Regions from separate parts of the Homo sapiens genome. Here region 2 is linked to region 1. Evidence: read pairs that join two places in POLR2A ChIA-PET (ENCODE). Cell type or tissue: A673. All regions are shown on one strand. Each heading gives the region's core, and the rest is flanking DNA. Links, peaks and the distances in the headings are about the cores only.

Region 1 (15,965 bases), core at 6,435-11,434:
GTGAATAACTCTCACAAGATTTGATGGTTTTATAAGGGGGAATTTCCCTACACAAGCTCTCCCTTTGCCTGCCGCCATCCATGTAAGACATGACTTGCTCCTCCTTGCCTTCTGCCATGATTGTGAGGTCTCCCTGGCCATTGGAACTGTAAGTCCATTAAACTTCTCTTTTTCTTCCCAGTCTTGGGTATGTCCTTATCAGCAATGTGAAAATAGACTAATGCAGTCAATTGGTACCTAGGGTATGGTGCTGCTATAGATACCCGAAAATGTGGAAGCAACTTTGGAGCTGGGTAACACGCAGGGGTTGGAACAGTTTGGAGGGCTCAGAAGAAGATAAGAAAATGTGGGAAAGTTTGGAACTTCCTAGAGACTTGTTGAATGGTTTTGACCAAAATGCTAATAATAAGGACAATGAAATCCAGGCTGAGGTGGCCTCAAATGGAGATGAGGAACTTGTTGGGAACTGGAGTAAAGGTGACTCTTGCTATGTTTAGCAAAGAGACTGGTGGGATTTTGCCCCAGCCCTAGAGATTTGTGGAACTTTGAACTGGAGGGAGATGATTTAGGGTATCTGGTGGAAGAAATTTCTAAGCAGCAAGACATTCAAAATGTGACTTGGGTGCTGTTAAAAGCATGCAGTTTTAAAAGGGAAACAGCATAAAATTTCAGAAAATTTGCAACCTGACAATGAGACAGAAAAGAAAAACCCATCTTCTGAGGAGAAATTCAACCCGGCTGCAGAAATCTGCATAAATAACAAAGAGTCAAGTGTTAATCACCAAGACAATGGGGAAAATGTCTCCAGGGCATGTCGGAGAAATTTGCAACAGCCCCTCCCATCATAGTCCCAGAGGCCTAAAAGAAAAAAATGGTTTCGCGGGCCAGGCCCAGTACCCCTCTGCTCTGTGCAGCCTAGGGACTGGGTGCCCTGCATCCCAGCTGCTCCAGCCATGGCTAAAAGGGGCCAAGAAACAGCTTGGATTGTTGCTTCAGAGGGTGCATGCCCCAAGCCTGGGTAGCTTCCACGTGGTATTGAGCCTGTGGGTGCATGGAAGTCAAGAATTCAGTTTGGGAACCTCCACCTAGATTTCAGAGGATATATGGAAAAGCCTGGATGCCCAGGCAGAAGTTCTCTGCAGGGGTGGGGCCCTCATGGAGAACCTCTGCTAGGGCAGTACAAAAGGGAATTGTGGAGTTGGAGCCCCCACACAGAGTCCTTACCGGGAGCTGTGAGAAGAGGGCCACTGTCCCCAAGACCCCAGAATGGTAGATCCACCGACAGCTTGCACTGTTCACCTGGAAAAGCAACAGACATTCAATGCCAGCTCATGAAAGCAGCCAGGTGGGGAGGCTGTACCCTGAAAAGCCACAAGGGCAGAGCCGCCTGAGACCATTGGAACCAACTGCTTGCATCAGTGTGACCTGGATGTGAGACATGCAGTCAAAGGAGATCACTTTGGAGCTTTAAGATTTGACTATCCTGCTTCATTTTGGACTTGCATGGGGCCTGCAGCCCCTTTCTTGGGCCAATTTCTCCATTTGGAATGGCTGTATTTACCCAATGCCTATACCCCATTGTATCTAGGAAGCAACTAACTTGCTTTTAATTTTATAGGCTCATAGGCAGAAGGAACTTGCCTTGTCTCAGATGAGACATTGTACTGTGGACTTTTGAGTTAATGCTTAAATGAGTTAAGACTTTGGGGGACTGTTGGGAAGGCGTGATTGGTTTTGAAATATAAGGACATGAGATTTGGGAGGTGCCGGGGTGGAATGATATGGTTTGGCTGTGTCCCCACCCAAATCTCATCTTGAATTGTAGCTCTCATAATTCCCACATGTTGTGGGAAGGACCTGGTGTAAGGTAATTGAATCTTGGGGGTGTGTCCTTTCCATGCTGTTCTCATGATAGTGAATAAGTCTCATGAGATCTGATGGTTATATAGGGGGAGTTTTCCTGCACAAGCTCTCCTTTTGCCTGCCACCATCCATGTAAGACATGACTTGCTCCTCCTTGCCTTCCTTTTCAGCCAAGTGGAACTGAGAGTCCATTAAACCTCTTTTTCTTCCCAGTCTTGTGTATGTCTTTATCAGCAGCTTGAAAATTGAATGTTAACAGAAATATAATTTGTATCTAAATGTCTTTTACAAACAGGTGAGTTAGTATGTTTTACTGTGTCAAGACTAATATTCTAAATAAAAGCAATACTATTTTTGGGTGTGTACATGTGTTTAGGTATATTTATGCACATGTACATGTATTAAGCTGTATGTCATGACTGCATGGTGAAAACTGTTATAGTCAACCAGAAATCCCTTAAGAAATTCTATTCAGATTGGCTTACATGCATTAGTGCTTATATAAACTATACAGTCATCAACCCAAATGGCTTTTTGTTCACATGACTTGAGTAAATCTTTAAAAAGCTGGTTTTTATATTGTTGGTAAAATAAAAATAAATGTCTTCAAAATAGCATACATTTTTGCCTGGGTTTACTCATCAGACAATTATATATTTGTCTCTTTTTAGGTGTCAAGGTTTGATACAAAGGTTATAAAACTATAAATTTAGTCTAACACTAAATGATCTTTGATTGTATAATTATTTGATGACTAAGGCTAATGTAATATTGTTGGTTTTTAACAAGAACAGGTATATCTTCTGAGTTACCAGAAAATATCCATATATTTTTTACTTAGGTGAACACCTGATATTCACAGGGTATAAAAATGGTTAAGAGGAAAATAACTTGAAATGTTGACTTTGTCTAATATCTTAGGTTTCATAAGTAATCTAGTTATAATACTTAAAAATAAAGTAGGTAAATGTAAATGCAGTAAATATTTATAAATAAACTTTTCATGTAGTTTAAAATCTTAAATTATGTTATGTTTTATTAAGTGATAGATTAAATATCTGGGTAATTTCCAAATAAGATAAAAACTAAAATATATTACTGATAATAACATGTTTGTTCTTTACTTCTTAAAATTTTATAAAAAAACTAAATATATCATATTATTTGGTGTATTTATACATATAACAATTATGTTATGAGGAAACAGATTTCTAAAACGTGTAAAATGGTTTTCATCTATCAGATACTGATATGTGACAGTTCAAAATTGCTTGCTAAAAATTAAGGTTACTGAGAGTTATAACTAATTATTATATATATAATTCTGTATATAAAGAGCACCAAAAATGAGATATTTTTACTGACAGAAAAATTATAAGAAAGGCATAAAAATGTAGTCTTCATTGAGAAAAAATAATTTCATCTAATTCAGAGGTTATCTAAAGGTTGTTTAAAAATATAGATTTATGAAGGAAATAAATAAAGGTTGAAAGGAAAAAATAGGAGAAAAATATGTGAAGAAAGTTATAGGCATGAAAATGTATTTTTGGTAAGGAAGGTTAAAAAAAGAAATAATTTTGAATGAGAAAGAATCTTGTGTGATAAATTTTTGTCCTTAAGTAAATGACTGATTATTTAAGAAAGAGGAAGACAGGACAAACAGAGTCTAAACATGTTGTCAAAGGTTTGAGCAAGTCATAATAAGGTTCATGAAGGATACTGTGGATAAAATGGATTTTGTGTGGGACCAAGTTGACTATAATTAGCACTCGTAACCTTGGACACACTCTTCCTGTGTCTGATTAAATTCAAGTATCTTTTTCATCAGTTTTGACTTCTGGTTTATCTAAATAGGCTTCCCAAAAGAAGGAGCAATCACATAAAAGTTTTTTTTTTCTTTTTAACTTTTCTTGGTAACTGGACTAAAAAATAACTTACGTTTTATCAGGATAATTTCCTGAGTTATATCTATTAGGTTTTTGATTACTTAGAAATAGTGAACTTTGAAAGGCTCAAGGTTTCTACATCCATGTACCTTTCTGTACTGCTTTTGAAGTCTTTCAATTATTATTCTGGTTAAATTAATGACTATTATTTCATAGTGACATGTACTCTCACTTTAGTCAAACATTTTGAATGTTTTGATGTCTTTGACAGCCTTCCCCAGGATAAACATTCTAAATTAAGTATTTTTGACCAAGGATTAACTTTGAGATTATCCACTTGGGCTCCTGTAGAGCATCAAATAATATATCTCTCATCTTGTAGACATATTAAATTATTAGGCTTATTTGGTAAATTGTATGGGAAGCATTGTCAAATGGTAAGTGATGCTGAATCTTTTTTCAGTTACATTTATGGGTATGTCCTAAAATTATATAAAACTTTCAGTAATCAACTATGTCATCAGTCTTATTCTGGATATGATGTTTTATGCCACAAAAAAATAATTTTTTTGGTCAATTACTGATTATAATGAATTTACATCAGATTTTCAACCATGGCTATCCTAAATTTTTGTCATCTATAGTTATTGCTTTAAATTCTTCTCTAAAGGCATTCACAATCAAATTCCCGGAAGAGACTCTGAAAAGTATTCTAAAATACAGTTTTCTACTAACTTTAAGATCAGTGGACTAAATTAAGTTTTTTCAAAACTCTAATGAAGAAACTGATGGGTTCATAAAACTTCTAATCATGCTCAAGCAGAATAAAAAATAATTACATGAGAGTGAATAACTGATAATGTTTTATGTCATTTAATTGAAACATTATTGGTCTTTACTTAAACACTTTGTTTCTCATATTATGAAAAGTATACTTTTTAAAATAAAGATAGAAACATTTGATTTATATGCCTACTTGATTACTCTAAAATTTGAAAACTACTCCTGTGTATTCCTAGGTCAATATGGTTATTTGTATGTCTAATAATAATCTGCTCTCTCTTTATGGTAGGATACAACTGGTTATATTACCAAGGCTTTGCATAAAATATTATATTTGAGTATGTGTATAGAATACCTGGCTTCAAGGGTTCCCAGCCTTACAGTGAGTAAAAAAAAATTGTCACTTCTGTGTAGGCTCAGGAACTTTAAGAATGTAGCTAAAATTTAAAATCTGCCTTAGTTTGGCTTCCTAACCTCAAAAAGTTTTAAAATCTGAGATTCCTATGTGATCTATATATAGAGAAAAAGTTATGTTTTTAAAGAAAAGCTATAATACACCTGTTATTAGACTGCAACTCTATATATTGTTTTCAAGTGTTTTTATCTGCATATAAACGAGACTAGATCCTTAATCCTTCTATATTCCTCCAATAACACTTTTTTCATGAAGTTACTCAAAATGGAAACTGCTCTGTTCGTAAAGCCCTGCAAGCTAATACTAGATGAATTTTAAGGAACAAGTGTTGTGTCTGATGTATGGGCCACATAAAAAGTTCACCAAACTGTCTGATGTCATACCATAGATATTTAAACTACAAGTCAGGATGAGAAATTGATGTTTTCATGCTGTAGACAACTTTTTCCAAGACACTAAAACAAGACTATATATTGTAATAAAACTCTTACCCTTCTCAATGTCTACCTTTTCTACTTGGCAGGGTAACAGGCGTTTGATTTGTTCAATTGGTTGCCTTTAAGCAGAGGTTTTTGGCTCAAAAACATTATGCAAACTGAGATTGACATATTACTGTTAATTTTACTTTGTATTTTCCCTTTTTAGACTTTATATTTGTTACTAGTTAAATTTCTGCAGAAGTACAACCCTTAACAAAATAATGCTGGGCCAGCACTTTGAAATTGATAGCAAAAGACAATGAAACAGATAAAATTGAACTTATTAATGGACTCTAGGTAGACTTAGCCTCAGGACTACTCCCTTCAAAACTTTCATATTGCTCAAATGTGGCTAAAAGGGTTTTGAAACTAAATCCAAGCTATCAATCACTCCCTCCGATGTGGGACTAGACTAACAAACTGCGATAGGTCCATCCTGGCCCCAGGGGACAATAAAAACCTAACTACAGATGATTGATCAGTGATGCTTTTGAAGAACGATACTGATCAAAAGACGGAAATGTGAACATTGTCAGATCAAAATGGAATCACTTGTGTTAAAAAAAAAATCCTGACAAATAGAGCCAGGAAGGTTATAAAGTAAGGGTTTTTATGCATAAATGCTTGATAACCAAACTATCACCAAATACTGCCAAAACTGCAAACTTGCACAAAGGCCATCAAAATCTATTTTTTAATACTTCAGTGAGGACATTTGCCCAACAACTGCATATCTAATTTCTGACTAGCATCACCCTTCTTATTGCTCCTTGTAGTCAAGGATAATTATCTCAAAACAATCATACAATTCTCTTCAATTGTTTTTAAACTTTGTCTTCATCTACCTCCTTGAATATATACATAGTTTATTATAGCACACATACTCCCATTGCAATGCTGTTTCTGAATGTGTATAATTTTCCTTTAGAGATCTTTTGTTAGTTATTTAGATTGAAGATGTAAACATAATTAAAGTGTTTCTCTGAGTCCTATAAGTCTTGATAGCAAAGTACCAAACCCAAAGAGGGGTCTTGGGAACCTCAATTTGTAGCCACGTTGGACAGATGTATGGGTAACCTGGGGACCTTTACTTGCAATTGGTATATGAAGTGGGAAGTAGTCTTGTGGGACTAAGCCCTTAACCCGTGGGATGTGCACTAACCTCAGGTAGTCAATGTGATAACTGAATTGCAGGATACTCAGTTGGTGCCCAGAGAGTTGGAGAATTGGTTAGTAAGAGCAAAACATCCACACATATGGTGTCAGAGTGAAGTTTTGAGAATGTAGTGAAGTGTTGAGTATTTAGAATAGAGATAAACAAGGAGTTCTCCTTGGAGAGGAGAAAATAGAGTTTCCTTTAAAGGGCCAAAATCAAAAAGGCTTTAAATAAAAAAACTTCTTTAAAACTGTTAAATCCCAATTAAAATGACCAGAACACCCAATTCCTCTATTCTAATTGAGATTATTCAGGCCAATTAGAGCTAATAGTAATTCCATGCAATTCTCATTCATAAAAATATTAATAAAACCTTTAATTTACATATAAAGTATGATTATTTTTTCTTTCTTTTATGGGCTTACTACAAAACCTAAACTTTTAAATATATTGACAGGGTAAATTTACACAGGACTAATAAAAGCTGTCTACTGGATGTGTTACGTGAGTTTTAATTTAGCAAAGGAAAGAAATTCTTTACTTTTAGCTAAAAATACTATCTAAACAATTACAGTTATAACTCCAGGTGATTATTTCATAATGTTGACATTACATTAAAGTCCAATATGTTAAGATGTGATTTTTAAAAATTTTGACAAAAGTTATAATTTAAAACAAAACAAAACAACTCAATGTTTAGGCCTACAATGACAGCCTTGCCAAGAATGGTAGAAACGCATATCCCTCTACCCACACGAAGGGGAAATAGCATATACCTCTCAAATTATATGACTCACTCCCTACCTGAGAGATATAGAACATATGACCTAGGCCAATCTGGAGGAGTTAGAACATATTTTAAAAGATAATTATAAGAAATAAGTCACTTTTAAAATTACTGTGGAAACAAGATAAATTCACCATGCTATTTGTACAGCATTCGAGTTGTTTTCCCCTAGATTAAGCAATTTGCTTCTCTCTGGCAAATGCCATGTGAACCATATTAGGGTCTCCCATTGCATTTCTTGAACACAGGCAAATATAGGACCAGGTACTGTGTTAGGTGCTGGCGTATAAGGGTAAACAAATGCAACGTGATCCTGGATTTCATAGACCCTATTAGTCTTGTTGCCATGAACATCACACAACAAAAATGCAATGGAATATGACATTGCTTGTTTATTCTTTATAAGGGAAATACTTTCTTTATGGTTTTTCACATCCTAAGTAGAGATAGGTTCACTCTCAAGAAATGCAAGCTTACCTATAAATAAGTCAATGGTTTCTGCCCAACATTTATGGTTATATAAACCTATTGGACTATTGGTTCTGATTTTAGTTAAGTAAAATAAACATAGATGACATTTCCAAACTCTTTGTATGTGAGTTAATTTTATAATACAAAATATAAGTTTTCAAAGTCTGTGATTGTCTCATGAATATTTACAATGGGTGTTTTCCTACTCAGCTTTTTGTTTTCTTCTAAGGTACAGGTAGTTTCATCTTTGCATCAATGATTTCATTTGAAATTTTTACCATTATGAATATTTCTTAATGTACAACTGTGGAGAGGCTAATTGACCCTTTCAAAAATAGACATGTTTTCATATAAAAGGTCCATTTTGCTACAGATGGGTAACTAAAGCAGCAACTGGCTTCAGCATTGTAATAGTCTGAAGACTTAATTATTCAGGAACAGGTTTTCTCTCTTTCCCCAACCTAACACTTTTCTTTCTAATGCCACTTACAATTGAAAAATATTTTAAATCCAAGCCACTAACATTGCTGAGTCATGCTAAGTTGTGCAATATTATGTTACATTCCATCTGGCATTAGTTAATATGATAGGATGTAGAATATTTAATTTTCATTTAAATATGTGTTTTAGGTGTAGATATGTTTCAAGATGCTTCCTATAATTCAGAATTTATCTTGCAAATGTCTTTTACAGATAGCCCTTATTATGGCCACTAAGACTAAACATAAATAACATTCATTGTATTAAATGTGCTTTTCCTATCCGAATGTTACAAATTATTGGCATTCAATTGAAGAACTTGTTAAGTATATAAAATTTTGTACCCGCTAGTATCTGGAATATGCCATGAAGCAAGTTCTGTTTACAGACAAAGTCTGTAAGATATCCAAATACCACTGTGATATGTTTACAGTTTATAAAAGAATTAAATATCAAGTCCTTTTGGGTGTGCAAAAAATGAGCATTAAATGAATTGAAGGAAGAAACTAGAAAATTTTAATATCTGGCACATGTGAAATGAATGAATAAATGCATTCATCTCTTCCTCACAGCTTATTTTTGGTTGCTAAGGGACCCTCTAATGGTCATTAAGGTCATGACAGGGGATTAGTTTACTTTTATAAATGGATTTCATCTGGAAATGTCATTTCTTTGCAATCGACTATATCATCTTGGGTCTATGAGCAATGATGCTAAATTACAGACAGATGGAGAATTTTGAAAAGAGTTCCAACTAATTCTGACAGCCATCACTTCCCACCCTCCTTGGTTAAAAATTAACTTCCAATAGTGGGAAAAAGATGATGAAACCTACCCAATATCTACAAAAGATGTTAAATATCATGAATTTTTATCCACAATTTCTTTTTTTTGGGAGGCAGAATGAGTCGATCTGAAGGGAGATATGAAGATTACTAAATAAAATCAAATTTCTTTATATAATATTGCCTGCCAAATTAAACTTATAAGCATGAGGAAGCAGCCTCTACAGAAAAATAATTATTATAGGAGTCAAAACGTATTGTGTTAGTTACCAAGAAGTGCTAAAGTTCACCTGTACAGTTTATTTAGTTCAATTAGTTCTCAAGGCTTGTCCTTTAAATCTTCACATGAAAGGAAAGACAGCAATGGAACATTTCTTCAAGATCATCAAAGTACTTGAAGCATTTAAGGGAGTATGTTTGGCTGGCTGGGTACTACAAAGAGCCAATTAGGATTGTTCACTGCTTTAAAACAGACAAGATAACCAAAAGGGAAGACTCTCTCATTATAGGCTTTGAAAGCAATATTTAGGATCATGGACTTTTAGCCTTTAGCAGTGTAAGCACCAAATTGCTTGAATGATTTATTCTCCAGAGGGCAAGTATAAGGGGGCCTTTATCAAATTAATGGCCAATACATGTATTTAGTGGAGTTAAACACTGATATTTAAAAAGTCCATGTGAAGGATGGCCAAGATACATAGGCTTGTGTTGCTGTAATTACCAATAGATGGCCTATCTTTTCCTACCATGTATATCTCTTTTTGATACCTTCCCTTTCCTCCTGGCTTTGCTGCTCATGTGCCAATGATGGCCAGGCAGGGAAATGCAAGCCTTACTGATACCAATTTTTGGCTTTTTTTTCAATTAAATAAAAAAAAAGCTTATTAGGAAAGGAGGGAAGATTGGTTATAAGGGAAAATTGGTAGATTTTTATAAGATACATGAGTAAAAAACAGTAATGTAAAAAATGTATGTTATAGTAGTGTAAAAATGTAAAAATATGGTAGCATTAATTGCTATAATAAAGATAGTTTGGGCTAGGATGAAAACTTGAGGACAGGTACTTAGTTGAAGGAGTCAGTGGAATTGAATAATGTAGTTATGGATCATCTGTGCATAGGAAATAATTTAATTGAGAAACTCAGAAAATAATGTTCTAATTTTGAGATATACCTATCTATATCTATATCTATCAAGGAGGAGGGGCAGGCGAGGGAGTGAATATGAACAGATTAGACTTCAAGCCATCATCACCCTGATATATAATATATAAATAATGTGATATATGTATATCACATTTATATATATATATTTACTTTTTGTACTCTATTGTGTATACATATATATTGTAAGTCCTTGTCCTTTACACATTCCATAAACAATGAAATACAAAAAGCCATAAAATAATAAAATTCTTACAAAAGCCATAAAAAATAATGAAATTATGTCTTTTGTAGCAACATGGATAAAACTGTAGGCCATTATCTTAAGTGAAACAACTCAGAAACAGGAAGTCAAATACTGCAAGTTCTTCCTTATAAGTGGGAGCTAAATAACGTGTACACATGGGTATAGAGTGAGAAAGGATAAATAATGAAGACTCAGAGGGTGGAATGGGGGAGAGGAATGAGGGGTGAAAAATTACTTAATGGGCACAGTGTACATTATTTGGGTGATGGTTACGCTAAAAGCCCAGACATTACTATTGCACAATATGTTTATGTAACAAAACTATAGTTGTGCCCCTTAAATTTATACAAATAAAAAAATTTAAATGTGGCATATCTTTGAAAGGTCATATAGTATATATAAGCGTTTTATGTTGGGAGTTTTGGGAAAAACGAATCTCTCACATCTCTTTTCTGGATTCAAAACCAACTGAGAAATAGACATAAATAAGATCTGGGATGGGCGTACTAACAAAATAAAGGGTTTTCTGCTACTTCTTCCCCAAGTTTAGATCTTGGTTCTTATCAAGCCAGCCCCATGAAGAAACATGACCTAACCAATGTGCTTTGAACACAAATGAGCAAAAATGGAAATGCTAAGAGAAGGACAGTGGGGCTCTTGGCTTGTGTACCTACCGTGGCTATTTACTGTATGGAAGTAAAAACTGGGAGAACAAAGGCCACGAGAAGGCAAAAAGAGATTTGAGAAAATGGAGCAAGAGGGTTGGCTACACATGAAATAGAGTAGTAATGCTCTATACTTTAACTCAACCCAATAGAGGAATGTGGAACGATGGATGATGGTATTTTACAATCCCAGATTATACAAATCATTTCTTTTTGGGAAGAGTGAATAAGAAAGTAAAGAAAGAAGATTCTCTATTTCTTCTCAGAGAAAGAGAGGAAATGTTACTTTCTATTTCATGGGTAAATGAAAGAATATATAAAGATGAAGAAAATTTTTATTCCTTACACTGCTTTGTCATTTTTCTGCTTGAATTATTTAAAACTTTTGGTTGCAATGGACAGAAAATAAAAGTGGCTCAAAACACAAGACTTGTACATGAATGTTTATAGCAATTTAATTTGTAATAGCCCCAAAATGGAAACAATCAAAATGTCCTAGAGTAGGTAAATGGTTAAGCAAATTGTGGTACATTCGCACCATAGAATATTGTTAAGCAATAAAATGGAATGAACTACTGATATATGCATCAACTTGGATGAATCTAAAGGACATTAAGGTGATTGAAAAATAAAGCCAATCTCAAAGGGTCATATACTATATTATTCCATTTATATAACATTCTCAAAATGACAACATTATAGAGATGGAGAACAGATTAGTGATTGCCAAAGGCAAGAATGGATAGGAAGGAGAAGTTTGTGGTGATGGAATAATTCTGCGTCTCACTTTTGGTGGTGGTTACATGAATATACACACATAATGAAATGGCATAGAATGATTCACACGTATTGCACTAATGTCAATTTCCTGGATTTGATATTATACTACAGTTACTTAAGAACAATTGGGAAAAACTAGGTAAAGCGTGCACAGGACATCTCTGTACTATTTTTGCAACTTTGTTTGAATCTATAATTATCTTAGCATAGAGTTAAAAATTTGGCTCAAGTGAAAAAGGGAATTACTTGGTTTATGGAATTTGGCAGTGCAGGGGTTGAATCTAGGTAGCCTCACGCAAACCTGGATTCAGGAGCTCACACAATGTCATCTGGAGCTTTTTCTCTTTTTCCTTTTCTAGGTTCTGCTCACTTTTCTGTGTTGACTTAATTCTGTAGACAGCTTTCTCCATGAAGCTGCGGAAGACGCCAGAGATTAAGGCTTACATGATTCTTATACCTTGTAACCTGGGACAAAAAGTCTCTTACAATCTTAGTGGATCAGTCCTCTTGGAACCAATCACTGTTGTCAGGAAGACCTTTGATGATTATTACACTGATGGGCCTTAATGTGCTGGGGAAAAACAGGTGTGTTTACATGTGCGTGAGTGGAGTGTGTGTCTACATGTGTGTGCGCACACAGAGATAGCTCCACTGGGACCTCACTGAGGAAAGGAGTGGTTTCCCAAAGAAGTGAGATGTTTTAATCAAATTCAGGTTAAGTGGACCTGGCAAAATAGCAGATGTCTACTATACCACTCAAATATCAAAGTGTAGATATGAACAAATACTTGATACTTTAACTTGTAAAACATTTAAATATTACTATAACAAATAATGTTTACAGGTTTAAATGTTACTTACTTTTGGAAAGAAAAGGCTAGAAAGACTGAACAAAATTTAGTAATTAACCAAAAGCCTAAAAGAAACATAGTTCCAGGATGAGTGGCAAAATGAATCTCAACATTGCATTGTAAGTGAAGATGTTAACAAAAAATCAGAAATTCACCATACTCTTTAAATTATATAGAAAACTAAGGTTTTATATGTAAAATAATTAGTAGTTGAAACAGGTTAAAGTTTTAGAAAAAAAGTACAGGCTCTCTAACATTGATCTAATAATTAAAAATACCCACGTATGCATTCAAACTTAGAAAATACCTTTATATAGGCCCAAAGCCCACTGTGGTGATTATTAAGCTCAGTGGTAGATGGGGACATTTTACTGAGTTGGGGTCATTTTAGGTAATACTCTGTAGCACAAGATGGTAAAGAGGTTGTTGGTTGCCAGGGATGTACATTGAGTGAGAAGATTCTCTTCAAAGTGTAGGAGCAGAGCTAACTGAAGACTAATAAAATAGTTTGATCTTTCAGACTTAATTTGGGTAGATTAATATTTTTAACTTGATATGAAGAATTCAGGGGAACAGAGCACTTGGGAAAAAACATTTTGAAGTAGCATTTTGTATTGATTAAGAACTGTGGTAGAAGTTAAGAATCTACATTAACAATTGTTATTGGGAAGAACAGGAGGGGTTAAAAATTTTTAAAAAGACTTACAATGATTCTGAAATAACCACACTGAAGGAGATAATGGGAAAGGGATGTGTGCCAAGGGTGTTGATATTAGAAAGGATTTTCAGCATTTCATATTTGAGAAGTGGCTTGCAGAGGGGAAGATTATTCTGCAGGGATGAGAAATAAGGCTGAAGACACAGTATTTGTGTCCAAGGTCCTGATCATAGAACTATTTTCCTCTCATGTCTCTACTCTTCTTAATTATACAGGTACCTTTCACCTTCCATCTAGTTAAAAGTATAAGAATGCATATATATATATTTAAATTATGACTTCTGAAAAAAATTGTCTTATATCTCACTTGGGCACACACATACAGATATTCCTCTACTTTTAATGGGGTTATGTCCTGATAAACCCATCGTAAATTCAAAGTCTCATTAAGTTGAACTGTGTGGCTGACTGGGAGCTACGGCTTGCTGCTGCTGCCCAGCATTGTGAGAGAAACCGTACAACTATTCTGTTTTTCACTTTTAGTACAGTGTTAAATACATTACATGAGATATTCAGTACTTTCTTATAAAATAGCCTTTGTGTCAGATGATTTTGCTCAACTGTAGGCTAATATAAGTATTCTGAGCATATTTAAGGTAGGCTGGGTTAAGCTATGTTTGGTAAGTTAGATACATTAAATGCATTTTTGACTCACAAGATTTTCAGCTTATTATGTGTTTATCAGGACATAACCTGAGGAGCATCTGTATGTACATATAAATGACAGAAATACTTCAGAACTAAACTTCCCCAAAAGGTCTTAACTTGAGGGACTAATCCCCATAGTGGCTGTTATGTAGAATTTGCCATTTGCAAGGATTGAGTGATTTGTCAAGATGATGTTCATTCAGATAAGTATGGACTATCTATCAATTACTACTCTTTGGGGGAAGTCATAGGAGGCGACAAGCTTAGTGCTCTGCATATACATTTCAAAAACAATTGCCCTGTACTAATTCCTGAAACGTATGTTTATATTTTGTCTTAATGTCCCAGTTGTGCCTTTAGACTTTGAATATGGAGTCTTAACACAAAAAAATTGAGGATGTAAACGAGTGATTTTGTAACATATCTTACCTTGAGTGGTTAACAACTTATGAGTAAGTTGTGAATACGCAAAAAGCAATATATGTGTGAAATTTTGATTGTAAAGAAACAACATCCTTGAAAAATCAGTCCATAGGATTTGTGAATGCCTTCAGTGATACTAATGACTTTTCCACATGTACAAATCACAATACTTTATTTTTGTTTAATTTTTTTTTATTTTCTGAGATGGAATCTCGCTCTGTTGCCCAGGCTGGAGTACAGTGGCTCAATCTCCGCTCACTGCAACCTCCGCCTCCTAGGTACAAGCGATTCTCCTGCCTTAGCCTCCCAAGTAGCTGGGATTACAGGTGCCTGCCACCATGCCTGGCTAATTTTTATATTTTTAGTAGAGACGAGGTTTCACCATGTTGGCCAGGCTGGTCTTGAACTCCTGACCTAAAGTGATCCATCTGCTTTGGCCTCCCAAAGTGCTGGGATTACAGGTGTGAGCCATTGTGCCCAGCCCATTTTTGTTTTTAATATAAACAAGGTGAGTTAGATATAATTTGTTTATAATTATAAAATGCACTGAATCAATCCCAAATCTGGATATAATTTACTGAACTTCACCCACAAATTAAAGCTAATTACCAGTCACAAGTGAACAGGTGACTCAAATTTGTTTTGTGTAGGAGAGATGCTTTTTGTATAGCCATCCATATGCAGTGTTAGCCACACTGTAGATAGAGGTATTTTATATCAACTTTAGTTCAAAAATCCCAATTCTGCTACTGTACAGCTGTGGAATTTTTGGCAAATTACTTAATTTTCCAAGCATCTTCTCCTTTTTCAATTAGAAAACTAAATATGTTATCTAGACATCATCATCTGAAATCCTCATGGGTAGTTGTTTTATAATTCAGTATTTTCTTTTTGTTTTAGAAATGCAATACAGTGCATATACTGTATTTATACATAACACCCTCACCCTGGTGGGGTCTGGGCTAATACTCTATAACTGAATGTTAACATTTCTGCAGCAAAGCCTCTGAATGTTTATACTAAGTAGGGTAAATACAATTAATAGACTCATATTAGCAGAAGTCAGGTTTTACAGACAAAAATTATACAAAACCTGATTTTCAAAATCTGTGGAGTTTTGGAATTGAATAAGAAGTTGTAGATCTGTAACATTTACTTTTTTAAAAAATGTACTTAATTGATAAATAAAACTTATACATATTTATCATGTTCAACATGAAATGTAACATCTACTTTAAAAGCTTGTTTGAGGAATAAGTGAAAAATGCATTTAAAACATTTATCATATGATAAGAGCTCAAAAAAGTATGACTATTATTACGTGTTCATTAACAAATGTGGACTGAGGGCCCCTTTACAAATAAA
Region 2 (15,965 bases), core at 3,801-8,800, 410 kb after region 1:
ATTTGATGCCATGTTTCAATGGTTCTACAATGTCAATTTTTTGTTTAGTCGTTTATTTTTTGTTTTTGAGAACTTCACAGAACTATTTGGTGAGGAAAATAGGAAACTAGACAAATCTTTTGAAAATAGAAATTATCTAATGCAGTTCTTGCTGATATCATCATAGATACTTAGGCATTTAATTGAAAGATGCCATCAAAATGACTTTTGAAGTGTTTACTTTTCCAAGATTATAAGCCACAGAAAGCTTATCTTCCTGCTAGCATAGACTGCTATTGTAGTAGATTCTTAATCCGAAAAATATGATGAAAAGAAAATACATTGTGTTGTGAAAGCTATTTGAAGCTTGCATTGCTGTAGGACTAACTGTAGAAGATTCCTTAAGATTCAGAAAATCAAGAAAACCCAACAGGAACTTAAATGCTTGAATCCTTATCTCTACTATTGTGGATCATGTCATTGGGCACTCCAGAAAATTAATATGTTTTGAAGTGGATGAAATATATGATTAAATCCCAGAGTAGGGTGAGTATGACATAATAATGCTTGACAAGTTCTTGAAGACTTTAAATAGCAAGCAAGGGAGAAATGGTTTTCTGTAGTATATAGAGTTAGAACTTGCAGTGCCAAAATGGAATTGGCGAATGGAAACATCTGAATGACTTTCTAGAAATATTTTCTAATGGAGTCATAGTTAGGACAGTAGATTTGGTTATCTAGGGGGAAGTAGCTAGAGCAGTTTTTGAAGAAAATAAAAGAAAAGGTATCTGAGAACACACCACAGGGAATATAGCTATGAATCCAGCTATTATTAGCTATTTTCTTAGTTCCAGCATTAGAAATGGAAATATTACATTTGCACAGTGCTTTTCAATGAAGAATATGTATACACATTATCTTATTCAATCATCAGGTGAGAAAATAGTTTCAGAGAGGTCAAAAATGACTTGTTCAAAGTGGCACAACTGGTGAGTGTTAGAGCTAGGTCTCCAACCCATGCTCTCATTCAACCTTCAGTACTCTTTCTACTACAGTACAGAGCCTTGGGAATGGGAAGAGTCACTCACAACAAATAGAAGCTATAGTTGATACTGGAAGAGTTGATTTGATGAAGTCTACATCAATTCCTTGAGCTGATATAGACTTAGGTATAAGAAAAGGATAATAGCATCTCCTTCTAAACATCTAGGGAGCTGTAGTAGCCAGGATTCTTGATGTTAGAAAATAGAATCCATGTTAGGTAGCTTAGGCAGAAAGGGGTTTATTATAGGATACAAGGTAGCTTACAGAATTTACAGGAGGGAGAAAGAACTAAGCAGTCTTACTTGTAAAATTTGTGGGGCCTGAGATAAAAGTACAAGTAGAGACACACATAACATATGTCTAAATACTTAAAAGTTAAATCTAATCTTCAAATCGTTAAATAAAATATTTACTATTCTCCTTTGAGAAATGTACCTCTGAAATTACCTGGAAAGTCCAGATTGACTTTACAATAGACTTCTCTGGGTTTCTCACCCAAGCGTAGTACCTTGGGGAAAGCATAGCCTCAGCTCCCAACCCATGTTCCCGGCCCTTCTCTGCCCATCTCTGGCTTCATTCTGTGCTGCAAGCACCTTGTGTGCCTGTGTGTGCAGACTATAGCCCACGTGTTCAAGCTCTATCTATACCCCTGGCAACAAGTTGCCCTGTGGTCACTGTCAGATCTAAAGGTGCCCACACTGGTGGAGTGGGACACTCTGAGAAAAATGGTCCCAGGGAAGAGATCCACACAGACCCTGGAAGCAAGCTCAGGGCCATTTGGGTAAAGAATATGGGTCCATGTTTCCTGGGGCACCATCTGGGGCTAGAGCTCCAATTAAGTATGTCCCCTTAGTCTCACATACTCCTCACTCCATGTAAAGGTTCTGAAGTCAGTGAGAAACCTCTAACATGTTGGGTCCAGAACAGGAGCCTCTCTTGCCTGTATCTAAGAGTGAAACCAGGTATAGGTGAATTGCCCATTCAGAAATAATTCAGCCCAGTAAATTGCCCAAACACCATAAGGGACTTGTTAAAAATAAATCTGGCTTCCACAGATACTTTGCTCTTTTGTAGCTCTGATACCAGAGACTGGACTGTCAAACTTTGCTCCCAGCTGCCTCAGGAGAAACAAATTCTTCTGACCCTGTGTTTGCCAGGAGTTCCAATCTCTTCCTGCAAGGCCACCATCTCTTGATGGAACCTAAAACAGGGTAGAAACTTAGCTGAAAATGCAGTTTGGTCTTTACAGTTTCTATTACTTAGGAAGACAAATTAGATGTAGATTGAAATGTGTGACCACAGGAAACCCAAACCTCTGTAACATCTTTGGAAAGAATCATTTATTGAGATAAAAATAGAAACAACTTGGATACTACTGCTTTACCTCCCCACCCATGCCTTCTGTAATAAAACCACCACTGTGGATTTATTAATCACAGCTATTTGGAGAACTCTGTTGTAAATGATTCTGAGGCTATGTCTGGCCTTAGTGAGAAAAAGCACTTTCTTGATTTTTTATATCTTCCATGGTTATGGGAGAGAACAGGGGTGTTGTACATGCCATCTCTGGAGGCAGGACTATGTCTTAGACTTATGTAAAAGGCATAAAAAGCATTCCATCCAGCAGAATTCTTATCTCAAGTTTGCTCTGATTTTGGTGACCCTGATTTTTCCATTGTTAGTATTTGCAAAAAGAATAATGCAAAATAAAATATCACTTATGGTAGTATTTGCTCCATATTTTAAGTCCCAATCTATTGTCTTTGTCTTCCAGGTTCAATAGTTCAGTAATATTGGATGGCAATTATTTGATTTCTTGAGAATCTGGCTCAAGGGACTCGAAGATAAATCAAATCACAAAAAGCTCAGATTGTTAGATTAGAATAATGTCTTCTTAAGTGGTCGGCTGAAATATGATTTAAACTTTGTCAATGCACATGCTAACATATGTTACATATGATTGGCAGTAGGCAGTAGCATAGATAAGTCTGGAGTCATATGTTTGAGGTTGGAGTGGCAGTGTGTAATTTTTCTTGGAGGGGGTGGCAGATTTATCTACCTAATTTTGTTAAACTTAGGATAGTATTAGCATAATGCCTTTGTGTTTCCTGAGTGTGACTCCCTGGCCACTGAGGGGCAGGTGGCTGAGGATTAAAATTGGAACATGACCAATGTACAGTCAAATGTCAACTATCTATCTGGAACATTAAGGAAATGAGTTGTTCTGGTTACAAAGTTCATATGTATAAAAATAGGTTCATCTAAACTATTTTTGGTGAACATCTTTGAAAATATATATATACTTCCCTGCTTTATTAAATAGAACATTCTAATTTGATCTTATCTTGATGACTCAATCATAAATTATTCTAACAGGCTTTAATAGAGCCTATTGAGTGCAGGGCTCTGTGTTTGAACCTGTGGGGGATCCGGTTTGGAGTTCTGGTATCAAGTTTTCAGAGTTTTTCTGTCCTCTTCATCAACTCTCAGGCTGCCAGCTGTCAGTCTTTGATACTGCCAGCTGTCACTCTTTGATACTGCCAGTGTATGTCTCTCTGATGACCTGCTGCCTCTGGGATTCCTTGAACTGGGAAACCAGACAATCACGCTCGTTAAACTTGTGCCTAAAATACAAGCAAATTGACTCCAACTGTTACCTCCAGGAGCGTTCTTGTGAGAAAGGTCCACGAGCTTTATTATAGCACCTTTGCCTGATCAGTGGCCCATTTTACTTTCTTTCTTTATGTCTCAGTAAAATGGGATTGCTGGATTACTGAGTTTCATGTAGGTGAAGTGCTTCTTTTCAGTGGGTCTATTTTGAAGATGGATGATAGAATATTGACTAGAGGTTGGATGCCATAGTTAGATGGGGCTAATGAAAAACCTAGCCAGAGACAGAGCATGATGGCTCAATAGAAGCCTCTGCCGATCGTCCTCTCTGCAGGAACACCAAATTTAACAACTGTCTATACAAAATAGCCCTTCATAAACGCTAAAAATCAGATGAGCAATCACAGTACCTGGTTTTAGCTTTATGTTGCTGAAAGAGGCATTGAAAGGGGTAGAAAAGACAGTTTTGAATTGTCAACACCACCCCTCCCCCATCCTTCTGCAGTGGCTACATGGTTCAGAGAGATAATCTGTGGCAATTAGGGCAGGCAAAGTGCAGTGAATGTGGGACTTTGCATTGGAACTCAGTGCTGCCAACATCACGCAGAACTCAACCAAGACTTATGGAAAGAACATTTCGACCAGCCCTAGCCAGAGGGAAATCACCCATCCCAGTGGTCAGAACTTAAGTTTCATCAAGCCTTGCCACTGTGGGCTAAAGTGTTCTGGGGGGTTCTAAATAAACTTGAAAGGCAGTTTAGGCCCAAAAGGACTGCAACTCCCCAGCAAGTCCTAGTGCTGTGCTTTGCCAATGGACTTGGGGGAGCATGCGACCTAGTGAGACACCAGCCAAGGTAGCTAAAGAACTGCTTGTATCACCTGCTGATTGTAGAGCCCTAGAGCCTTGAGTGAACATAGGCAATAGCCAAGTAGTGATTACAGCAAGTGTTGGGCAATACCCAGTGCTATGCCAGTTTCAGGTCTGACCCAGTGCAGTCCCAGTGGTGGTGACCATAGGAGTGGTCACCTGTGTGACCTCTCCCCCAGCTCCAGGCAGCTCAGCATAGAGAGGAAGAGAGAGAGACTGTTTGGGAAAAAGTAAGGGAAGAGAGCAAGAGTCTCTGCCTGGTAATCTATAAAATTCTTCCAGATTTTGTCCAAGACCACCAAGGAGGTATCTCTACACGTCTACAACAACCACAGTGCTACTGAGCATATGGTGCCCCCTAATACAGATATGGCTGCAGTGACCAAAAACATAGATCACAACACCCAAGTACCTTTGAATACCTGGAAAGCCTTCCCAAGAAGGACAGATACAAACAAGTCCAGACTGTGAAGACTACCATAAATACACAACTCTTCAATGCCCAGATACTGACAAACATCCCCAAGCATCAATATCATCCAGGAAAACATGACCTTACCAAATGAACTAAATAAGGTGTGAGAGGCCAATCCTGGACAGACAGAGATATGTGAATTTTCAGACAGATAATTCAAAATAGCTATGTTGAGGAAACTCAAAGAAACCCCAGATAACACAGAGAAGGAATTCAGAATATTATCAGATAAATTTAACAAAGAAATTGAAATAATTAAAAGGAATCAAGCAGAAATTCTCAAATTTAAAATGCAATTGACATATTGAAGAATGTATCAAAGTCTCCTAATAGTAGAATTGATCAAACAGAAGAGAGAATTAGTGAGCATGAAGACAGGCTATTCAAAAATACACAGTCAGAAGAGACAAGGAAAAAAGAATAAAAGAGAATGAAGACCGTCTACAAGATCTAGAAAATATAGCCCAAAAGGGATAAATCTAAGAGTTATTGGCCTTAAAGAAAAGACAGAGAAAGAGACAAAGTTAGAAAGTTTATTTAAAGAGATACTAACAGAGACCTTTCCAAACCTAGAGAAATATATCAATATTCAAGTACAAGAAAGTTAAAATATATACGCACCAACACTGGAACACCCAGATATATAAAACAAATACCATTAGAGCTAAAGAGAGAGCTATACTCCCAATACAGTAATAACTACACAATTCATCACCCTACTTTCAGCACTGGACAGATCTTCCAGACAGAAAATCAACAAAGAAACATTGGACTTAATCTGCATTGTAGATCAAATGATCTAATAGTTATTTACAGAACATTTTATCCAATGACTGTAGAATACACATTCTTTCCCTTAACAAATGGATCATTCTCAAGGATGGACCTTATGTTAGTCCACAAAACAAGTCTTAAAACATTCAAAAATGTTAAAATAATATTAAGTATCTTCTCTGACCACAATGGAATAAAACTAGCAATCAATAATGAGGAATTCTGGAAACTGTACAAATACATGGATATTAAATGATATGCTCCTGAATAACTGGTAGGTCAATGAAGAGATTAATAAGAAAACTGAAAATTTATTTGAAACAAATCATAATGGAAACACAACATTCCAAAAACTATGGGATAGAGCAAAAGCAGTACTAACAGTGAAGTTTATAGCTATAAGTGCCTACATCAAAAAAGACGAAAAACTTCCAATAAACAACCCAGCAATGCATCCTAAAGAACTAGGAAAGCAAGAGCAAACCAAATCCAAAGTTAGTAGAAGAAATTACAAAGATCCGAGCAGAAATAAATGAAATTGAAATGAAGAAACAATAGAAAAGATAAACTAAAAGTTGTTTTTTTTAAAAAGATAAACAAAATTGACAACCTTTTAGCCAGATTAGCTAAGAAACAAAGAGAGAAGACCCCAAAAAAGTCAGAGATGAAATGGGAGACATTCAACCTATACTGCAAAAACTCAAATTAATAGTCAAATTAGAGACTACTTGAGCAACTATATGTGAATAAATTGGGAAACCTAGAAGAAATGAATAAAATTTCTAGATACACACAGCCTACCAAGATTGAACCATGAAGAAATCCAACACCGGAACAGAGCAATAGCAAGTAATAAGATCAAGACCATAATAAAAAACATCTCCCAGCAGAAAAAAGCCTAGGTCTTGGCGGATTCACTGCTGAATTTTACCGAACATTTAAAGAAGAACTAATATCAATCCTACTCAAACTATTATGAAAAATAGAGGTGGAAGTAATACTTCCAAACTCATTCTATGAGGCCAGTATTACCCTGCTACCAAAACAAAAGACACACCAAAAAAAGAAAACTATAGTTCAATATCTCTGATGCATATTAATACAAAAATCGTCAACAGTATACAAGCAAACTGAATTCAGCAACACTTTGAAAAGATCATTCATCATGACCAAGTGGGATTTATCCCAGAGATGCAAAAATCATTCAACATATGCAAATGTATCAGTGTCATATGGCATATCAACAGAATGGAGGACAAAATCCATATGATCATTTCAATTGATGTGAAAAAGCAGTTGAAAAAATTTAACATCTGCATGATAAAAACCCTAAAAAATGACATAGATGTAATAAAAACCGTATATGACAGACTCACAACTAGTATCACAACAAATGGGAAAAAAACAGAAACCCTTTCCTCCAAGATCTTGAACATGACAAGGATGCCACCTTCACTACTGTTATTCAACATAGTACTGTAAGTCCTAGCTAGATCAATCAGACAAGAGAAAGAAATAAAGGGCATCCAAATTGGAAAGGAATAAGTCCAGTTATCCTTTTATGCTAATGATATGATCTTATATTTGGAATACCGTATAGACCCAACCAAAAAACTACTATTACTAATAAACACATTCAGTAAAGTTGCAGGATACAAAATCAGCATACAAAAATCAGTAGCATTTTTATATGCCAACAGCAAACAATCTGGAAAAGAAATCAAGAAAGTAATTCCATTTACAATAGCTATATATAAAATTAAATAACTAGGAATTCATTTAACAAAAGAAGTAAAATATTTCTACAATGAAAACTATAAAACATTGATAAAAGAAATGGAAGGGGATACAAAAAATGGAAGCTATTACATGTTTATGGATTGGAAGAATCAATATTGTTAAAATGTCCATACTACCCAAAGCAATATATAGATTTAATGCAATCTCTATCAAAATACCAATGACATTCTTCACAGAAATAGAAAAAAACAATCCTAAAATTTATGTGGAACTACAAAAGACCCAGATATCCAAAACTATACTGAGCAAAAAGAACAATACTGGAGGAGTTATGTTGCTTCACTTCAAATTACACTACAGAGCTATAGTAACAAAAACAGCATGGTGCTGGCATAAACACAGACACATAGACCAAAGAAATGAACAGAATAGAGAACTCAGAAACAAATCTGTACATATATCTACAGTGAACTGATTTTCCACAAAGGTGCCAAGAACATACACTGGGAAAAGGACAGTCTGTGTAATACATGATGCTGTGAAAACTGGATATTTATATGCAGAAGAATCAAATTAAACCTCTATCCCTTGCCATATACAAAAATAAAATCAAAAGGGATTAAAAACTTAAATCTAAGACCACAAACTATGAAACTGCTAATAGAAAACATTGGAGAAACTCTTCAGAACCTTGACTAGGCAAGGATTTCTTGAGTAATACCCCACAAGGACAGGCAACCAAAGCAAAAATGGACAAATGGGATCATATCAAGCTAAAATGTTTCTTCATAGCAAAGGAAACAATCAACAAAGTAAAGAAAACAGCCCATAGAATGGGAGAAAATGTTTGCAACTACCCATCTAACAAGGGGTTAAAAAATGGAGTATATAAGGAGCTCAAACAAATTTTATAGGGGAAAAAAAACAATAATCCAATTTTTAAAATGGGCAGAAGATATGAATAGACATTTCTTAAAAGAAGACATACAAATGGCAAACAGGTATATAAAAATGTTCAACATCACTTATCAGAGAAACACAAATCAAAATGATAATGACATCTCAATTCATCTCAGTTAAAATAACTTTTATCCAAAACACAGTCACTAACAAATGCTTTCAAGGATGTAGAGAAAAGAGAACCCTTATACACTGTTGTTGAAATGTAAATTAGTACAACCACTATGGAGAACATTTTGGAAGTTCCTCAAAGAACTAAAAACAGAGCTATCATGTGATCCATCAATCCCAATGCTAGGTAGATACCCCCCCAAAAAAAGAAAATCAATGTATTGAATGAAGAGATACCTGGACCCCTATGTTTATTGCAACACTACTCACAATAGCCAAGATTTGGAAACAACCTAAGTGTCCATCAACAGACAAATGAATAAAGAAAATATAGTATATTTACACAATGGAGTATTATTCAACCATAAAAAATAATGAGACCCTATCATTTGCAACAACATGGATAGACTGGAGGTTATTATGTTAAGTGAAATAATCCAAGAATAGAAAGACAAACTTCACATTTTCTCACTTATTTTGGGAAGCTAAGAATTAAAACAATTGAACTGATGGAGATAGAGAGTAGAAGGATGGTTACCATAGGCTGGGAAGGGTAGCAGGGGAATGGAGAGTAGTAGGGATAGTTAAAGGGGCCAAAAAAATAGTTGGAAAGAATGAGTAAGACCTAGTATTTGATAGCACAACAGGATGACTGTAATTAATAATTTAACTGTACATTTTAATATAACTAAAAGTATAATTGAATTGTTTGTAACACAAAAGATAAATGTGTGAGGTGATGGATACCTCATGCACTCTGATGTGATTATTACACATGCATGCTTATATCAAAATATCCCATATACCCCATAAACATATACTCCTATTATGTACTCATAAAACTTTTTTTTAAAAAACCCCAAAGAAACAAACAAAAAACTTCCATAAAACCTAGCCATATGCTTTGCATTTTTAGAGCCCTTTATACTGTTCAATATGTTCTCCCTACTGACATCTGCATTTGTCATTTTCGTATGATGTTAATGTTCCATCATTTTTATAGACATAATGACTGAAAAATTTTCTTAAACTAGTCTTGCTAATAAGTAAAAATATCTTAACTTCATCTTACAGAAAACTAAAAATGTCTAGCATGTTGCTTGTTTTCTTTTTTCCTGAACATTTGCCCTTTCTGTTTCTAGGCTGCACATGTTCTTCGGAAAAAGATCTAAAAGCATCACCTTTTGCTTTGTCTGCTGGTGCTTAAGGTGAGTCACTATTATAGGCCCCTCTCTCCCACTTAGTTTTCTGCATGGAGGATAACCTGAGGTAAAAGGGTAGAGAAGGCAGATACATATGACAAAGACAGGTAGGAGGGAAGCAAAGAGGGGCATCGGTTCAATGCAACAATTAGAGTTGTCTACACATAATCCCTTCAGAAAAGCATTAGCATGGGCTCTTCAAAGCTGTTTGGTTCTTGTCAGTTACAGAACTTTTATATTCTATGAGTAACTGGATTGTTAAAACATGTGTGATGGTGAAGAAGGTGACCCCTGCCAACCTGTGCTTTAAATGGGCTTGTTTAGTGTTGGGAGAGAGCCATTAGGCCACACACAGAAGAAATGTGCCCTCTTTCAATTCTTCCACCAAGAGATGTGGAAGGTATGATTTATCACATAAGGCCAAGACTTTTTGCATGGCTGGTATGACACCAGACATTCCAGACTTCCTCTGTGTCCCTTTTTCTCTTCATTGAGCTTCAACCTGTGGTACCACTACAGGGATGTGGGAAAAGCAGAAAACGTATGTTTACAGCTACTGTAATAGCAGTGGTTGGTTGTAGAAGACTTGTTGAAACTATAGCAAGTTCCTTGCTGGGATGGGAGCATGAGTCTATACAGAGCATGGAAATAACCCACTGTTAAGTGAAAACCATTCATAGTTTTTATAAGATCATTTTCCTGCTGGTAGACTTGGCCTCTGGTGATATCTTCTGGGCTCTAGTTCCTATCAGAAGACTGAGAGGCAGATGGGCTGTAGGAACAATAAAACCTACTTAAATCTGTTTCATGAAGTAGAAAGAGCAAGAATTGGTTTTCTGTCCATCAATCCATCCCTCCATCTATTCACCCATCCATCTATTCATTCTTTCCACACAGAAGTCAAAGTAATGTTTCCAAAATATGCATCTGGTCATATTACTGCCTTCTTTAAATCCTTTCCTAGTTTTGCCCTCAAGGTGAAGTCCAGACTCCTGAATGTCACCTCCTTGGCCCTGCATAATCATAATCAGGCCTCTGTCCACTTCTCTAGTGACATCTCTTGTTTGATTTCTCACATCGTTTTATATACTCTAAACTTCTGTCATGCAGGGTATCCCTCAGTAACTTGAAAGAATTATGCTCCTTTTTGTCTTTGGAGCTTTGAACAAGTTGTTCTTTCCCCTTCCTCTCCATCCTTTGCTTTTATGACCTCTAATCGTTCATCACTTCACCTAAGCGGCCTCACCTTCAGGGAATATTTGGTTCCCGTACTAAGTGCTCTCATAGCACCCGCTAGCCTCCTATCAGAGCGTTGTAGTAAGTATTTCTACCTTTAATGCATCGTATATGCATTGCACTTTAAGCTCCTTAAAGGCATAGATGGTACCTGTATATATTTTTTGTTGTTGAGACACTAATAGCTAGCACAGAGTCTGCCACATAAGACTTCAGCAAATATTTTTTGTATAAAATTGTATGACCAAGATTGGCAATATAGCTTTAAGATTGGGTTTTGTTGACAAACTATTTGAATCTGTATTCCAGCTTCACTATTTGCACAATGCATGACTTTGGGCAATTTATTTATTTTTTAAAATTTTAAGTTCAGGGGTACATGTGCAGGTTGTCCAGGTTTGTTACATAGGTAATGTGTGCCATGGTGGTTTGCTGCACAGTTCATCCCATCACCTAGGTATTCAGCCCAACATTAGCTATTCTTCCTAATGCTCTTCCTCCTCCCCACCCACACTCTGACAGGCCTCCAGTGTGTGTTGTTCCCCCTCATATTTCCATGTGTTCTCATAGTTCACCTCCCACTTATAAGTGAGAACATGCGGTATTTGGTTTTCTGTCCCTGTGTTAATTTGCTGAGGATAATGGCTTCCAGCTCCATCCATGTCCCTGCAAAGGACATGATCTCGTTCCTTCTTATGGTTACATAGTATTGTATATGTGCCACATTTTCTTCATCCAGTCTATCATTGATGGGTGTTTAGTTTGATTCCATATCTTTGCTATTGTGAATAGTGCTGCATGTGTCTTTATAATAGAATGATTTATATTCCTTTCAGTATATACCCAGGAATGGGATTGCTGGGTCGAATGGTATTTCTGCCTCTGTCTTTGAGGAATCTCCACACTGTCTTCCACAATGGTTGAACTAGTTTACATTCCCACTAAAAGTGTAAAAGCATTATTTTTTCTCTGTAACCTTGCCAGCATCTGTTTTTTTTTTTTTTTTTTTTTTGACTTTTTAGTAATAGCCATTCTGACTGGTGTGAGATGGTATCTCATTGTGGTTTTGATTTGCATTTCTCTAATGATCAGTGCTGTTGAGCTTTTTTTCATATGTTTATTGGCTGAATGTATGTCCTCTTTTGAGAAGTGTCTGTTCATGTCCTTTGCCCACTTTTTAATGGTGTTGTTTATTTTTTTTTTCTTGTAAATGTGTTTAAGTTCCTTGTAGATGCTGGATATTAGACCTTTGTCAGATGGATAGATTGCAAAAATTTTTTCTCATTCTGTAGGTTGACAGTTCACTCTGATGATAGGTTTTTTTTCTGTGTAGAAGCTCTTTAATTAGATCCCATTTGTGAATTTTTGCTTTTGTTGCAATTGCTTTCGATGTTTTCGTCATGAAGTCTTTGCCCATGCCTATGTCCTGAATGGTATTGCCTAGATTTTCTTCCAGGGCTTTTATAGTTTCCAGTTTTACCTTTAAGTCTTTAATCCATCTTGAATTGATTTTTGTATGTTGTGTAAGGAAGTAGTCCGCTTTCAATTTTCTTCATTTGGCCAGCCAGTTCTCCAAGCACCATTTATTAAATAGGGAATTATTTCCCCATTGTTTGTTTTTGTCAGGTTGTCAAAGATCAGATGGTTGTAGGTCTGTGGTCTTATTTCTGGGTTCTCTATTCTGTTCCCTTGGTCTATGTGTCTATTCTTGAACCAGTACCATACTGTTTTGATTACTGTAGCCTTGTAGTATAGTTTGAAATCAGGTAGTGTGATGCCTCCAGCTTTGTTCTTTTTGTTTAGGATTGTCTTGGCTCTCTGGGCTTTTTTTGGTTCCATATGAATATTAAAATAGTTTTTTCCAATTCTGTGAATAATGTCAACGGTAGTTTAATGGGAATAGCATTGAATCTACAAATTACTTTGGGCAATATGGCCATTGTCACCATATTGATTCTTCTTATCCATGAGCATGGAATGTTTTTCCATTTGTTTGTGTCCTCTCTGACTTCTTTGAGCAGTGGTTTGTAGTTCTTCTTGAAGAGGTCCTTCACTTCCCTTGTTAGCTGTATTCCTAGGTATTTTATTCTTTTTGTGGCAATTGGGAATGGGAGTTCATTCATGATTTGGCTGTCAGCTTGCCTGTTGTTGGTGTATAGGAATGCTAGCGATTTTCGCACACTGATTTTGTATCCTGAGACTTTGCTGAAGTAGCTTATTGGCTTAAGAAGCTTTTGGGCTGAGAGGATGGGATCATGTCATTTGCAAACAAAGATAGTTTGACTTCCTGTCTTTCTATTAGAATACCTTTATTTCTTTCTCTTGCCTGATTGCCCTGGCCAGAACTTCCAATACTACGTTGAACAGGAGTGATGAGAGAGAGCATCCTTGTTTTGTGCTGGTTTTCCAGATTTGGGGCAATTTATTTCATGTGCTTGGGCCTTGACTTTCTTTCTATTAAGTAGGAATAATAGTACAATAATTAAATGCTTAATGACAGGGATACATTTCTATAAATGTGTCATTAGGTAATTTTGTACAAACGTTGTAGAGTGTACTTACACAAACCTAGATAGTATAGCCTACTACACACTCAGGCTATATAGTATAGCCTATTGCTCCTAAGCTATAAACCTATATAGCAGGTTACTGTACTGAATACTGTAAGCAATTATAACACAATGGTAAGTATGTGTGTGTCTACACATAGGTAGACATAGAAAAGGTACAGTAAAAATATGATATTATGGTCTTTTGGGACCACTGCCATATGTGGTCTATTGTCGACCAAAATGTTATTTAGTGCATAATTGTATATACAATCCTAGGATGTGGTTAAATGAGATAACTCATGCCAAGCACTTAGACTAGTGTCTAGCACATATAATACACTTAGTTCTATGTGGTTATAATTAAGTGTCTTCTACATGCAGAGCTCTAGATGTAAACCCATGGTGGAATTTAAAAATATGTAATCTACAGTTATTTCAGGGACTGGCTTAATTTCTGTAAACCTCATAAATGGCTCCCTGAGACAAGCTGGCTACTAACACTAACATGGACTCTGGGAGGCACTTTGCTCTATATCTGACATAGGGGCTCAAGACCATCATTCTGACTGCTCATATGGCACATAATCCTCGACCTAGTCCAACATCTCCAAATTCCTGAGCTTAAGTAACTTCTAGAGTTTCTGTCTTGTTCTCTCCTATCTTTATTTCTTTCCCAGGACTCTGGTACTTCTGGAGCCTGCATCTGTCACTGGCAGATCCCCTTCCTATAACCTGATACCTGGCATCCTATTCCTAAAGCCCAGGCCCTGCTGGAGCCATGCTAATTCTCTGGTGCTGACCACCTATTCATATTACCTTTATCTGGAAGGCTCATCACCATGTTCTCCCTGCCTGACTTTTTAACCCCCTATTATACTGCCTGCCTGACTGGACTGCTGCTACCTCTCTCCTACATGGTAACCAAGCTCTGCTGGCCCATCTGGAGTACAGCTGGGTCAGCCTCTTATTACTTATCCTACCCTATTTTGTGTAATAGGTTTCTCAGTCTGAGTATCTCTTCTCAATTTTATTTTGCCATCACCCAAACTCCTGTTTAAGGCATCCCTGCTTACAAGAAACTGCAATGTCTTGGGGGAGATAATGTATGTCCTTAGATGACAATTAAAGAAGATCGAAAGTCAAGAGTAACTTGAAATATTGGTAAAAAGTGCCTTCTTATAAAACCTTAAAGAGTAAACAGTAGCCCTCTCCCTCTCCCTCTCCCTCTCCCTCTCCCTCTCCCTCTCCCCACGGTCTCCCTCTCATGCGGAGCCGAAGCTGGACTGTACTGCTGCCATCTCGGCTCACTGCAACCTCCCTGCCTGATTCTCCTGCCTCAGCCTGCTGAGTGCCTGCGATTGCAGGCACGCGCCGCCACGCCTGACTGGTTTTGGTGGAGACGGGGTTTCGCTGTGTTGGCCGGGCCGGTCTCCAGCCCCTAACCGCAAGTGATCCGCCAGCCTTGGCCTCCCGAGGTGCCGGGATTGCAGACGGAGTCTCGTTCACTCAGTGCTCAATGGTGCCCAGGCTGGAGTGCAGTGGCGTGATCTCGGCTCACTACAACCTACACCTCCCAGCCGCCTGCCTTGGCCTCCCAAAGTGCCGAGATTGCAGCCTCTGCCCGGCCGCCACCCCGTCTGGGAAGTGAGGAGCGTCTCTGCCTGGCCGCCCATCGTCTGGGATGTGAGGAGCCCCTCTGCCTGGCTGCCCAGTCTGGAAAGTGAGGAGCGTCTGCGCCCGGCCGCCATCCCATCTAGGAAGTGAGGAGCGCCTCTTCCCAGCCGCCATCACATCTAGGAAGTGAGGAGCGTCTCTGCCCGGCCGCCCATCGTCTGAGATGTGGGGAGCGCCTCTGCCCCGCCGCCCCATCTGGGATGTGAGGAGCGCCTCTGCCCGGCCGAGACCCCATCTGGGAGGTGAGGAGCGTCTCTGCCCGGCCGCCCTGTCTGAGAAGTGAGGAGACCCTCTGCCTGGCAACCACCCCGTCTGAGAAGTGAGGAGCCCCTCCGCCCGGCAGCTGCCCCGTCTGGGAAGTGAGGAGCGTCTCCACCCGGCAGCCACCCCGTCCGGGAGGGAGGTGGGGGGGGTCAGCCCCCCGCCAGGCCAGCCGCCCCATCCGGGAGGGAGGTGGGGGGTCAGCCCCCCCGCCCGGCCAGCCGTGCCATCCGGGAGGGAGGTGAGGGGGTCAGCCCCCCGCCCGGCCAGCCGTGCCATCCGGGAGGAGGTGGGGGGGTCAGCCCCCCGCCCGGCCAGCCGCCCCGTCCGGGAGGTGAGGGGCGCCTCTGCCCGGCCGCCCCTACTGGGAAGTGAGGAGCCCCTCAGCCTGGCCAGCCACCCCGTCCGGGAGGGAGATGGGGGGGTCAGCCCCCCACCCGGCCAGCCGCCCCGTCCGGGAGGGAGGTGGGGGGGTCAGC

The links. Peaks named below come from ENCODE experiments on the same cell type or tissue, not always from the same donor. Only the 100,000 strongest peaks of a DNase experiment are listed, where the experiment ranks them.
Region 2: POLR2A ChIA-PET joins it to region 1 with 5 read pairs; 2 of 35 experiments call an interaction of 5 or more read pairs at or near these places.

The regions. Positions count from the first base shown.
Region 1 is chr11:28,001,202-28,017,166 of GRCh38, forward strand. LOC124902655 (a long non-coding RNA gene) reads right to left here. Exons shown (of 2, transcript XR_007062636.1): 2 at 1-1,299. Among named protein-coding and RNA genes, the nearest start is that of MIR610, 48 kb to the right of the region's middle. In A673, for the core only: no CTCF peak of the experiment used is centred there; a DNase peak (open chromatin) is centred at 8,380.
Region 2 is chr11:28,414,596-28,430,560 of GRCh38, forward strand. It overlaps a transcript of METTL15 not described here. Among named protein-coding and RNA genes, the nearest start is that of MIR8068, 55 kb to the right of the region's middle. In A673, for the core only: no CTCF peak of the experiment used is centred there; no DNase peak of the experiment used is centred there.